2 separate regions of the Homo sapiens genome follow, and region 1 is linked to region 2. The links are chromatin contacts, found by Hi-C in ENCODE. All regions are on one chromosome and are shown on one strand. Each heading gives the region's core, a stretch centred on a gene start or an enhancer-like site at or near the end of the contact. The rest is flanking DNA. Distances are from core to core; before and after follow the strand shown. Region 1 has its middle 51 kb from the start of TNFSF11. Region 2 has its middle 17 kb from the start of LINC02341.

Region 1 (7,218 bases), core at 4,493-6,992, 120 kb after region 2:
AGAAGAATCAAATAGACACAATAAAAAATGATAAAGGAGATATCGCCACTGATCCCACACAAATACAAACTACCATCAGAGAAACCATAAACACCTCCATGCAAATAAACCAGAAAATTTAAAAGAAATGGATAAATTCCTGGACACATACATGCTCCCAAAACTAAATCAGGAAGAAGTCGAATCCCTGAATAGACCAATAACAAGTTCTGAAATTGAGGCAGAAATTAATAGCTTACCAATCAAAAAAAAGCCCAGGACCAGACGAATTCCCAGCCAAATTCTACCAGAGGTACAAAGAGGAGCTAATACCATTCCTTCTGAAATGACTCCACACAATTGAAAAACAGGGAATCCTCCCTAACTCATTTTATGAGGCCAACATCATCCTGATACCAAAACCTGGCAGAGACACAACAAAAAAAGAAAATTTCAGGCCTATATCCCCGATGTACATCGAGGTGAAAAGCCTCAATAAAATACTGGCAAACTGAATCCAGCAGCACATCAAAAAGCTTATCCACGACAATCAAGTTAGCTTCATCCCTGAGATGCAAGGCTGGTTCGACAAATGCAAATCAATAAACATAATCCATCACATAAACAGAACCAATGACAAAAACCACATGATTATCTCAATAGATGCAGAAAAGGCCTTTGACAAAATTCAACACTCCTTTATGCCAAAAACTCTCGATAAGCTAGGTATTGATGGAACATATCTCAAAATAATAAGAGCTATTTATGACAACCCACAGCCAATATCATACTGAATGGGCAAAAGCGGGATGCATTCCCTTTGAAAACTGGCACAAGACAACGATGCCCTCTCTCACCACTCCTATTCAACACAGTATTGGAAGTTCTGGTCAGGGTAATGAGGCAAGAGAAAGAAATAAAGCGTATTCAAATAGGAAGAGACGAAGTCAAGTTGTCTCTGTTTGCAGATGGCATGATTGTATATTTAGAAAACCCCATCGTCTCAGCCCCAAAACTCCATAAGCTGATAAGCAACTTGAGAAAACTCTCAAGATACAAAATCAATGTGCAAAAAAATCACAAGCATTCCTAGACACCAATAATAGACAAACAGAGAGCCAAATCCTGAGTGAACTCCCATTCACAGTTGCTACAAAGAGAATAAAATACCCAGGAATAGAGCTTACAAGGGATGTAAAGGACCTCTTTAAGGAGAACTACAAACCACTGCTCAAGGTAATAAAAGAGGACACAAACAAATGGAAAAACATTCTATGCTCATGGATAGGAAGAATCAGTATCGTGAAAATGGCCATGCTGCCCAAAGTAATTTATAGATTTAACGCTATCCCAATCAAGCTACCACTGACTTTCTTCACAGAAGTAGAAAAAACGACTTTAAATTTAATGTGGAACCAAAAAAGGAGCTCATATAGCCAAGACAATCCTAAGCAAAAACAGCAAATCTGGAGGCATCATGCTACCTGACTTCAAACTATACTACAATGCTTCAGTAACCAAAACAGCATGGTACTGGCACCAAAGCAGATATATAGACCAATGGAACAGAACAGAGGCCTCAGAAATAACACCACACATCTGCAACCATGTGATCTTTGACAAACCTGACAAAAACAAGCAATGGGGAAAGGATTCTCTATTTAATAAATGGTGTTGGGAAAACTGATTAGCCATATGCAGAAAACTGAAACTGGACCCCTTACTTACACCTTATACAAAAACTAACTCAAGATGGATTAAAGGCTTAAATGTAAGAACTGAAACCATAAAAACCCTAGAAGAAAACCTAGCCAATACCATTCAGAACATAGGCATGGGCAAAGACTTCATGACTAATACACCAAAAGCAATGGCAACAATAACCAAAATTGACAAATGGGATCTAATTAAAATGAAGAGCTTCTGCACAGCAAAAGAAACTATCATCAGAGTGAACAGGTAACCTACAGAATGGGAGAAACTTTTGCAATCTATCCATCTGACAAAGGGCTAATTTCCAGAATCTACAAAGAACTTAAACAAATTTACAAGAAAAACAAACAAACAACCCTATCAAAAAGTGGGCGAAGGATATTAACAGACACTTTTCAAAAGAAGACATGTATGCGGCCAACAAACATATGAAGAGAAGCTCAACATCACTGGTCATTAGAGAAATGCAAATCAAAACCACAATGAGATACCATCTCACGCCAGTTAGAATGCCAATCATTAAAAAGTCAGGAAACAACATGCTGGAGAGGATGTGGAGAAATAGGAATGCTTTTACACTGTTGGTGGGAGCGTAAATTAGTTCAACCATTATGGAAGACAGTGTGGCGATTCCTCAATGATCTAGAACTAGAAATACCATTTGACCCAGCAATCCCATTACTTGGCATATACCCAAAGGATTATAAATCATTCTACTATAAAAACACATGCACACATATATTTATTGCAGCACTGTTCACAGTAGCAAAGACTTGGAACCAACCCAAATGCTCATGAATGATAGACTGAATAAAGAAAATTAGCACATATACACCGTGGAATGCTATGCAGCCATAGAAAAGGGAGTTCATGTTCTTTGCAGGGATATGGATGAAGGTAGAAACCATCATTCTCAGCAAACTAACACAAGAACAGAAAACCAAACACTACATGTTCTCACTTGTAAGTGGGAGTTGAATAATGAGAATATATGGACACAGGGAGCGGAACATCACACACTGCAGCCTGTCATAGGGTGGGCGGCTAGGGGAGGGATAGCGTTAGGAGAAATACCTAATGTAGATGACGAGTTGATGGGTGCAGCAAACCACTATGACACGTGTATACCTATGTAACAAACCTGCATGTTCTGCATGTGTATCCCAGAACTTAAAGTATATGTAAAAAAATGCAATGATAAACCTCTTTGTCACTAAACTTTTGTGCATATTTCTGAATATTTCCTTTTGATACATTTTCCACAGTAATCACATTTTTTTTTAAATTTATAGACATGACAAAAATGCTCTTAAAAGATCTTTAAAAAATTATTTTTTAAAATGCCACTGACTACACATTCACAGACACAGACACACAATAGAAAAGATTCAATAAATTTAAGAATACCCCAGGCCTACCTCAAATCTTTAACAGCAGAATCTCCCATTTTTAACCTTCTTGTGCAGTCACCAGTGAATTGTGACTAGACATGTCTGAGAAAGACACCTCATTTAAAAAAGCATCACCCCGGGTGAGGTTACCCTGGAGTGGGGAATTCGTGATTTAGTGAGAATAATGAAGTAAAGTCCAATTTGATAAAACCTCTCACTCCTTCCTTCACTTTCTCTGCCTTAAGGGAAGAAAAAAGAAAGCCAATTTCCAGACCTGATTTACTGACATTTTCCACAGGCTGGCTTTATGCTCATTTCCTCTCAGCCTGGTTGGCACTACTGGAGTCCTTCATTTTAAACTTCCTCGTCCTGCCTTTCACTCAGGATGGAAAAAAGATCTCAACAGCTGTCTTTGCATTGTCTCAGTAAAGGTTTTGCAGATTTTAAGAGAAGTGAAGAATTTAGCAAATTGTCAGGTTTTCAGTTCCACTCATGTCATTAGGCACATGAAGAACTGAACAGGCTTTGAAATGAAAAGAGAACAGATTTTATTTTGGTAACCAGTAAGCCTTCCACAAGCCTTGAATGAACTCCACGGGGAGAACCTGTCTCATGTGACTGCTTCCCAAGCTGCCCTGATGTGACCACACTGAGGCAGCAGCATGGGGACCCAGAATGGTGGCAAGCAGAAGAAAAGAACGAACAGAAACTGAACAGTATTAACACTCCAAAGGAATCTCAGTGCTGAGCCCTTTGGCTCATCCATGCTCTGCTGGGATCAGGTCTGTAGCTAAGGCTGAGGTGGAGCAAAACCAAGATGGTGGAGATGTTGGCAAAATGGAATAAAACCAAGATGGTGGAGATGCTGATAAATGGAGCAAAATCAAGATGGTGGAGATGTTGATCTTCTAGCCATTCTCCACATTTATCCTACTTTAGTAGCTTTATTTTTCTCATATGCTCATGGATTTTTAAAATATACCTGCATTATCAAGATTTTTTTTCCAGAAAGAATCTGATAGATTAATTATCTCCACACTTTAGCCTTTAGCAGAAGTTAGGGATTGATAAACTGGCAGGGCAGGTGAGGATGGCTTGCCTCCAAAATGCTACCAGTCATAGGGGGCTCCCTTTCTTCTTGTAAGGAGAGTAACAATGGCTCTTTCTATTCCACCATTCTTGGAGAACAGTAATTTGTTGAAGAAAATGAAATGGAGTTTGTAGGTGAATGTGCATTTCAAGTTATAAATTAAAAAATAAAACTCTAGTACCACATAAGAGTTTTCTATGTATGTCTGTTTAAAGTCAAGAATAGCGGTGATATAATAACAATAATCCAAATTGATCAGCAGTTATAATTTTTCTCTTCTTTTGCTCTCCTCTACTGGGTGTCCCTGAACTCTGCTTCTTTGAACAATGTTGTTCACTCATCTGGATTAGCATAAAGACTCATTTTGGAAATTATATTCCACTATTGCTATTTGTTTTTACAGTTTTCAATTCAGCTCCTACTTAAGTTATTCAACATCACTACCATAGTTGATCTGTAATACCGAGAGCATGCACTCTCCATCAGTTAAAAAACAATGTCCTTGAAACATATATTAATCCATAGGTAGTAGAACATTAAAACATTTCTAATCCATTTCACTGAAGTTGCTGTGAACTGCAGCTCAACAAACAAGGAGGTTAGAACATCATAACTGATGGAGAAAACTCAACCCTGCCATTCCAGGTTGGTTGCAAGAATGCTGGGACGGGAAGCTCAGGGAAAGGAATCCAGAAGTTCAGCATGCAGCCTTGGTGTGGGTCAGGCACAGCCAACTGCTGAAGGTGTGTTTTGTGTCCAAGCTGGCAGGTTTACTAGGGTACGCCTCTTGAAGATGGTGGGTAGCCTGATTAGAGCCTAGAGTCAAGAATGTCAATGGGTTGGCCCTTCTGATGAGTTATAGTATCATGTCCCAGGAGAGCTAGATTTTCACGAACTCATTTCCTCAAATTCAAGGTTTTAGATAGTTTCTCTCCATGGCTATGAGGAAATGAAAATAATTAACTATGAAACAGTGACTTTGTCAGTCTTAGTGTTACTGCCATAAAACTTTCTGGCCATATGGGAGGAATTTGTTTCTCTGGTCTGATGTGGCCTGGTGTCAGCTGGAGGGGATCCATCTCAGCACTGATGTCACTCCTGGCCAGTTGTGTACTGTGTGCTTGGGTATCGAGTCATGGTCTGAAGTTCATCTTCATTGATCATCTCATAGTGAAGTTAATTATTTCTGAGACTCTGAAGTCATGGTCTGTTGTGAGTTCAATCAGGATGAAACTAGAATCATTAAAGAATGAGAGGGTTACTTTCTTCCTGCTGACTGGAGAGTGATTTTCAAACACTCCTTAGCAGTAGACTCTTTTGGTCAAACACACCTTTCTGCAGAATTCCAATATAGGAAATAGGTAAAAGTAGATGTTCTCTGGTACCCCTGGTGTCCAACCACAGACTTTACCCCCAGACACAGCATGAAGCCTGCTCAGGAAGAGATACCACTGACCAAAGTGGAAAATTCCTCTGCAAATTTGTACGGGAACAGAACTTGCTTGCACTGTGGTAGCACATGGAAAGAACCTGGCGACACTGAGGAATGTCATAGGAAGCAATTCTATGAAGCTTATTTCTGTGTTTACTGCAGGGATGTTGTCAAGGATGTGGTTGATGACATTCCACAGTGTTTCCTTTATGATGATCTGCTGAAGAAATTTTCCTCTCCCCTCAGGATGATGATTAACCACATTTCTCCTGAGCAGCTGGGCAGTTGACATCTTGTAGGTATTGTAAATTGTGGCCTGTCCCTATGTGTACCTATAGGGTAGGGTTCTCAAACCTTACTGCACACTGGAGTCATCTAGGGAGGTATTTAAATGCCAATTTCCAGGCTTACTCCAGACTAATTGCATCAGAATCTCAAGAGGGGGATCGACATCTTTAAAAAGTTTTCTGGGTGACCCAAAGAGTAGCCAGTTTTGAAAAAAACAAAAAAAAGGTTTATTTAATCAGGGAGCCTCTGAAGACACCTGGTTTCTGTTGAATATATCTTTTTTTTTTTAAATGAGAGGATATCCATGCATATGTATATATACATACTAGCTTATGATTATTAAATAAATGGTTAAAATAGTCATCTTCTTTTAGAGTAAAATTCAATTATTCTTATAGCTTCCTCCTGTAGTAAGGTGCTACTTAGGATTTTCCAAGAAGCAGACACCAAGTTGGAATTAGATGTGCAAGAAATTTACCAACAAGATGCCTGGGAGGGAAAATAGAGAGGAAGCTAGGAAGGGCTGTGACAGCTGATAGTGCCAGCTGTTGGTCTGAACTTTGGGAGGGAGAGAGTGAAGGAATAAGGGGTGGATGAGGAGTCCTAACTTGAGTGCAGTTGTAGGTAAGCCTGGCAAGGCTGATGGGGAGCCTTGAGTCAAAGTGATCAGTCAGAGAAGCTTGAGGCTCCCAGGGACGGGCCAGACTTAGGATCCTGCCGTTGTCTTAGCTATTGATGGGGAGCAACCGAGTAGGGTGATGTGGGGGCGTGAGGAGCTGGCCTTGTGCTAAGGCAATGGCGGGTTTCAGAGCGTAGCACTCGGGGCCAGCAATCCATGTGCTTGCTGTAGTTGCAGATCTGAGAAGCATGTTTTTCTGGCAGTCACAGTATATCACCTGAATTCCTTGCCCCCCCGATTCTTCCCATCATTTGTGTTTAGAAATAGCAAAGGATTGTGAGGAGTGAGGATGTGTGACACGAGGATGAAAGAAAGCAGCAGGGTCAGGAGAGTGGCAAATGGGGCTTTGTGAAGGTTGCTGCAGGGCATTAGATGGAGAATTAGTCCTGGTTCAGCAACAGATCAAAGAGAAAGAGGCAGGGTGGGGGCAGGAACAACTGGGAGAGGAGTGAGTAAAAAATTTGGAGCAGGAGTGAATAGACTGCTGGTTAGACCTTAGCAGAGAAAGATTAAAGTGTGGGTGTTACTTGCTCATAAGAAATAGACGCATATTTTCACCTAAGGGTGGCTACCTCGCCCCATCCAGCAAGGCACATTTCAGCTTTAATATGAAGAAACACACGTGATTTCTTTAGCATAGTGGTTT
Region 2 (6,761 bases), core at 480-2,979:
AGACATATCCCCCGATGCTTCATATCTCTGTTAAATCTTCCAATAGCCAGTGTTCCCTCGGTTATAGACACAGAACTTCAGGGTTGGGAGAAATCTTAGAAAGCATATAGTTCAATTTTTTTTATTCTTATTTTTGAGACAGGGTCTCACTCTGTTGCTCAGGCTGGAATGCAGTGGCATGATCACGGCTCACTGCAGCCTTGACCTCCTGGGCTCAAGTGATCCTCCCTCCCCAGCCTCCCAAGTAGCTGGACCACAAGTATGCATCACCACATCCAGCTAACTATTTTTTAAAAAAATTTTTATAGAGACAAAGTCTCACTGTTTTATCCAGGCTTGCCTCGAACTGCTGGGCTCAAGCGATCCTCCCACCTCAGCTTCCCTATGTGATGGGATTACAGGTGTGAGCCACTGCACCTGGCCTAGTTCAATCTTATTTTACTTATGATACAACTGAAGCCCAGAAAGATTATATGACTTTCCCAAGGTCACTCAGTTAATAGGACAGTTCATACTCCAGATACCTATTTCTTATTAATGCTGTTGGTTCCTCTCTTCACAATATGAAAAAAAGCAATTATTAATGGACTAGGATTGTGTCAATGGTTATATGAGTTTTATCTCTAGTTAGAAATCTTGCCTATCTTTGTGAGAGTAGGCTCTGAATAAATGTACTCTGTATTTCTTAGCCTAATATGTATTTGCATGTTCTGACTCCATAGAACCCATCAGTGAATACATCACTCTTCACTCAATTCCTTCCCACTGCTTTGTGAGAAAGTCTTTGATGATTTTCTGCAAACAGCCAATAGTATCTTCTTGAGTTTTCATCTACTTTTGTACCCACTTAGTGCTCCTTTGATTAGAGATTCTAACTACAGTATCTGCTTTTCACTTTTTGGGACATGGAATATAAAAGTGGGTGGAAATTGCAATCTGCATAATGGAAGAAAAATTGCACTCCTACTAGTTTATAGAAAGGTTGACATTTGCTGTGAAGCGTTCAGTTCCCGGGTTCTGGTCAGATATGCATTTCTGTGCTCACCACTGTGGAGAGGAAGGTACCACATGGGGGTGTCACGTAGGTTGTAAAAGGAAGACGGTTGTCTGTCAGGGTAGTGTCCCAAGAGAAACTGCCCTATTACGGCTGTGATCTGGAATGAATATACTTCTGGCACCTTTACTAGGATGTCAGTGGGAAAGTCCCATTAGTCATCTTTGCCAGATGGGGGCTTCCGGACACCTCCGCATGGCTGTACATGTCTGTATTAATAAAAACACTGAAGCCACATGGGTTTTGGCCACACGTCTCATCCTGTCGACCCTCTGGCCCTGCAAGGATTACAAAGAGGGAAATAAGTCATGGAGCCTGATCTTTGAATGGTTTTACTTTTGAAATGTGGGAGATGTTATGTTCACTATTTCTCTTGGGATAAACCTCCAGAGAATTTGGAGCTTTAAGGGCAGAGCCCACTTTAGGCTACCCTGGGAGCTCTGAAAGAGGTGCCTTTCCAGGTGATTCTGATAAGCTCTGATGTTTGAGAATCACTGCTTTGAAGAAATCACTCATTTTCTCAGGATGTCATCAGCCCAATAAACAGTGATACAACTTAATTGACATCAAAAAGAATGATACCATTATCTTTGTTTTGACTTCACTGAATTCAAATTTTGCTCTTCTTCATACAGAAGCTGGTATGAACATCCTGGTTAATGACCGCATACTATAGAAGAAGCCCGTTTTGTTTTTCTGCTGCCTGCTTGTGGTGTCACTTTCTGTTCTATTACATGTAACCAGAGTCAGAGGAAATTCTGGCTCAAGATAGAACCCAGAGAGTAAAGTCCCCTGAACTTTTTCTTCCACTGGGTACTCCGCCGGCGATGAATGATCAGGTATTAGGGCAAGCCCTAAAATGCATGCCCAGGACCAGACCCCTTGCTCTGTTCTCTCCTGCTCCGTGGAGGTGATGTGGCTGTTAGTGGAGTTTGTTGTTACGGGTGGACTTGGTCAGTAGGAGCTGCTATGGTTTGAATATGTCCCCTAAAGTTCATGAGTTAAAAATTGAATTGCTGGCCAGGTGCAGTGGCTCATCCCTGTAATCCCAGCACTTTGGGAGGCTGAGGTGGGTGGATCACCTGAGGTCAGGAGTTCGAGACCAGCCTGGCCAACATGGTGAAACCCCATCTCTACTGAAAATACAAAAAATTAGCCAGGCGTGGTGGCAGACACCTGTAATCCCAGCTACTCGGGAGGCTGAGGCATGAGAATCGCCTGAACCCTGGAGGCAGAGGTTGCAGTGAGCTGAGATCATGCCACTGCACTCCAGCCTGGGCAACAAGAGTGAAACTCCGTCTCAAGAAAAAAAAAAAATTGAATTGCCGTTTTAACAGTATTAAGAGGTGGAGCCTTTAAAAGGTGATGAGGTCATGAAGGCTGTGTCCTCGTTACTGGATTAATGCTGCTATCTGGGTTAATTATCTCGGGAGTGGGCTCCTGATAAAAAGTTAAGTTTAGCCTCCACTATCTCTGTCTGTCTCTTCTGCTCTTACCATATGATGCCCTTCCGTCAGTCATGGCATAGCAGAAGGTCCTCACCAGATGCATCCCCTCAATGTTGGACTTTCAGTCTCCAGAACTGTGGCCAAATAAATCTCTTTTCTTTGTAAATTACCCAACCTGTGGTATTCTGTTATAGCCACAGAAAATGGACTAAGAAAAGAGCCTATCTGATTGCCTGGATCCAGAGCTTTATCTGCAGTGGATGTAATCCTCTTCTAAGAGGGGAAGCTCCGTATAGAGAAAACAGCCCCAGGAAAAGAGCCAGGAGACCAGAGTCCTGCCTCTGACTCTCCAGTCAGCCAACTGGTGGTCCTGGACATGTGTGTTCAAGTCTCTAGGCCTCTCTTTCTTAACCTGTAAAATGAAGTTGGTGGTAGCGGTGCAAGTTAAACTGGATTTACTAAATCCAGTGGCCTCTTTGTCATTTTATTTATATATCAGCTATAACATTTAATATTGTTGATCATTTTCTCCTTAAAATATTCACCTTTTTGGCTTTTGGGTCACCATTTTCATGTTGGTTCAACAAATGTTATTGGATTAGGCATTGTCTTAGGGAGTGAGAATACATGTAAGACAGTTTTTGTCTTTGAGGTGCCCACAAGATATGTAAACATCATCTAACAATTTTTTTCTCTCTCTGCTCCTTCCTTCAAATCTCTATTTACTTCTTTAATTTTTGTTTTTGTTCTATAACTAACTGTCTTCAACTTCTCTGTATATCCTCCTTGGAAGATGGTACTCATCACCCTGGTTTCAACTACCATTTAGATGTTGTGGATTAAAAACTATTTCTCTTTAACCATGATTCACCCTCACTCACCCTTGAGTTATGAAGTTTTATTTATATCTGCATCCCAGTCATTTTTACCTGGGAATCCCTCTGGGATGTCCCATTCAAAAAACCATAAACCAAACCCATTTTACCTTATCCACTGCTTTCCTTCTGCTATTAAAACCCACTCCTCCTGAGTTTCCAATCCAGGGCATTGCCATCCATTAAGTCACTCAAATTAGAAACCTCAGAGTCATGTACCTCTTCCCTTTCTCTGCATCTAGTTGGGCACACAACTTTTAGAATCCACCTCTGATGGATTCTGATTGGCCTTTGTCCCCTTATTCCTATTACTCCCATTACTGCCCTAGTAGAGGCCCAGGTGAGTGCTCATTGGGATATCATCAATTTTAAAATGTCCTTCACATCCCACACTTTATCATCTGCAAAGCCAGGAAGCATCTTACAGGCAGCAGTCATGAGGGGGACACCATGGTCTGTGCGTGTGCATCCAGACTTGCAGAATAGGCATCAGGCACTTGGAAGAAAATCCCAGAAACAACAGTGGAGCTTTATAAAAACACAGAATGCTCCCTCCATTCACATTCTAGATAGCTTTTGAGTGGACAGTGCTTCAGAAGAGTCAGATTCTGAATAGAAAATAAATGTTAGAAATACCTTGACCAAATTATTTTGCTTATATTTTCCCATTTATGTATGTGCAAGGGTGATATATGATAAAAATCTGACAGTATAAGTATAAAGGATCCCTTTTAGTAAGTATAAAATACAAATTCCAAGTGATAAGAAACATTAGGTTATTGTTTAATTGGCAGACGTGTTCTTTCTAGAGGTGAATATAATAGTGGTGTGACATCATCAATGTCATCTTAGGCTTGAAAAAATACAGATAAAATGCAAAAATCTCTGATCAATCAATACTTTCATTACTCTTTTCAGCCCCTCCCACCTTCAGTGTCTTCTCTTCTGATCCGTTTTTCACGTTGCCATTGGCACACCCAGATCTGATTATATAATTCCAATACTTAGAAATATTCTGTATGGCAGAGGTGCATCAGAGTCACCTGGAGGGCTTGTGAAAACATAGATGACTGTGCTTTAGCCCCAGCCCCAGAGTTTCTGATTCCATAGGCCCAGGCTAGGGCTGGGCCATTTGCATTTCTAATAGGCTGCCAGGTGACACTGATGCTGCTGACTGCTCAGCGGCCACACTTGGAGAATCACTGCCCTTTGGTATAAAGTTCACACTCCTTTATGGCATTCAAGGCTCTTTCCCAAGGATCCTTGCTATACATCTGCAGCATCATTTTTCAGTGTTCTCACACACTTTATTCTCCATCATGCTTGGAATTCTCCATTCAGACCATGGAGGGTACTTCTTGATCTGTGATTTTTTTTATACACTGCCTGATAGCTCTTAAAAATTATTCGACTTTTAAGATACAGTCCAATAAACAAATTCTTCAGCAGAAAATATTTCTTTCAGCAGAAAATATTTCTTTTACTTATCTTTCCCAAAGAGGTAAATTTCAGGATGTTTATCTATTAAGATCAACTTCTAAGATAGCTAAGCTTACTGCTCAGGCTTTTCCAGTAATTAGAAAGATATTCTTTGGGGACCATCAGGTCACAAAGTTTGATGGGGTTTTCCAATTTTCTGGATTATCAATTTGGCAATCATCCCTACACTAAACACAGAATTTATTATGAGTCAATGGAGTCATTATTATGACAATTTTAAATATTTATAAGATGTTGTAAATATATATAGTACTGAAAAGCACTTTAAACTGCACCAAGCCAACAAAATCCTCCCTATTTCAATGTATTTATAGTTCAGGCTCATAAATAATATAACAAGATAAGAACTGTGGGAAGTGGGAGCATAGGCAGAGTGGGAATACAGGAGGGTGATGTTAAGGTGTGCTGTGAAGCAGACAAACCCTGAATTATGGCCTGCATTATGTCATGGCTTTTCCAGATGTGTGGTCTTTGACAATGGACCTACATTTGAAGTCAAATAAGGGTTTAAGCTGTATGTTTTTAGGGGGAGTTGCCACTTTGTTGATTTGTTTAAGTCATGGACTATTTCCTGAGTAGGAGTCTTTACCAGTTTTATATATTGTGCATGTATGTTCATGTACATACATACACAGACACATCTAGACTCACACACACCTAGAGCCACACACACACCCAGACACACACACACACACACGAATTCTTAATCCATAACAACTTCAGAAATGCAGAGTTAGTGGATGTAAGTATTGTCCTCTGGTCTGCTCAAGTTTCATGAATACAATTTTCATCCTTTCATTTATTCATTGAATGAACGCTGGAGTACATAGTGTATGCAAACCTTATGTTGACCCTTAACATGCAACAAATAATAAGTTTACACAATAATAAATGAATAAACAAATGCCTTTATAGAACTCAGAATACAACAGGAACAACTTAGAATACAATTATTATACCTGTCTACATTTCCAGCATTTCCAGAACCCTTTCCATGTGCCAGGCTCATGCTAGAATTTCCACACATTTTATCAGTTGACACAACTATGTAAAGTTGAGTACAATTATTATTCCTGAGGATATGGATTCCTAGGGAGGCTAAGAACCTCATCCAATATTACATAGCTTAACAGTTGTAGAGCCAAGATTTAAAGCGAGCATAACCTTATGCTATGTAGTTTCTAGTCTACAGTGCTGAAGTCTCATCAGGGAGATAGATTAATAAGAAATTACAATGCTGTGTGATAAATGCTATGGTAGGGAAATGCACAGGGTTGTGGGAATACATAACAGGGGGCAAGAAAATTTTTTCAAAGAAAATATGGTCTAGCAGCTGGCCAGAACTGGGGGAAGGGCATCTACAAAGGTCTGGAGGTTTGAGAGAGGTCTGCAATATAGGAGACTGGGGGAAGGTCAGAAAAGTTGGAGCAAGAAAGTCCCCTCAGCTAACATCAGCCATTCCTTGTGTGATGTCAGTTGCCAGCTGTGTCAGTCAGCGTTCTCCAGAGAAACAGAACCAATATGGTGTATACACAGATATATAACAGGAGGTTTATTATGGGAATCAGCTCATGGGATTATGGAGCTCAAGAAGTCCCATGATCTGCCATCTGCTAGCCGGAGAACCAGGAAAGCTGTGATGTAATTCAGTCCAAGCCCGAAGGCTTAAGAAACTCAGGGGGCTGCTGGTGTAAGTCATGGAGTCTGAAGTCCTGAGTGCTTGTAGTTCTGATGACCAGAAGAAGATAGAGATAGGAGAAGCCTCTTCTTCTCCACAGGAGAAGGAGAGAATTTTGCCCCTCCTTTGCCTTTTTAGAGGATGCCTGCCTACCTCGGTAAGGGTGATCTTCTTCACTTAGTTTACCAATTCAAATACGTATCTCC

What was found. Hi-C counts contacts between places; a loop is a spot of excess contacts on that map. Pooled maps may share reads with other maps.
Region 1: a loop to region 2 is called in a pooled map, with 4 times the contacts of the local background. The contact joins two enhancer-like sites. A Hi-C loop is called at or near these places in 1 of 168 maps with a recorded cell type or tissue (GM12878), 11 of 37 single-sample maps with no recorded cell type and 5 of 50 pooled maps.

Annotation. Positions count from the first base shown.
Region 1 is chr13:42,519,554-42,526,771 of GRCh38, forward strand. No RefSeq gene overlaps it. Among named protein-coding and RNA genes, the nearest start is that of TNFSF11, 51 kb to the right of the region's middle. RefSeq lists an enhancer at 4,920-5,039. Within about 2 kb of position 5,743, at least 3 of the 41 ENCODE cell types and tissues checked have a DNase peak (open chromatin) inside an H3K27ac peak, as active enhancers do.
Region 2 is chr13:42,404,747-42,411,507 of GRCh38, forward strand. No RefSeq gene overlaps it. Among named protein-coding and RNA genes, the nearest start is that of LINC02341, 17 kb to the right of the region's middle. RefSeq lists enhancers at 840-2,039, 1,133-1,542. Within about 2 kb of position 1,730, at least 3 of the 41 ENCODE cell types and tissues checked have a DNase peak (open chromatin) inside an H3K27ac peak, as active enhancers do.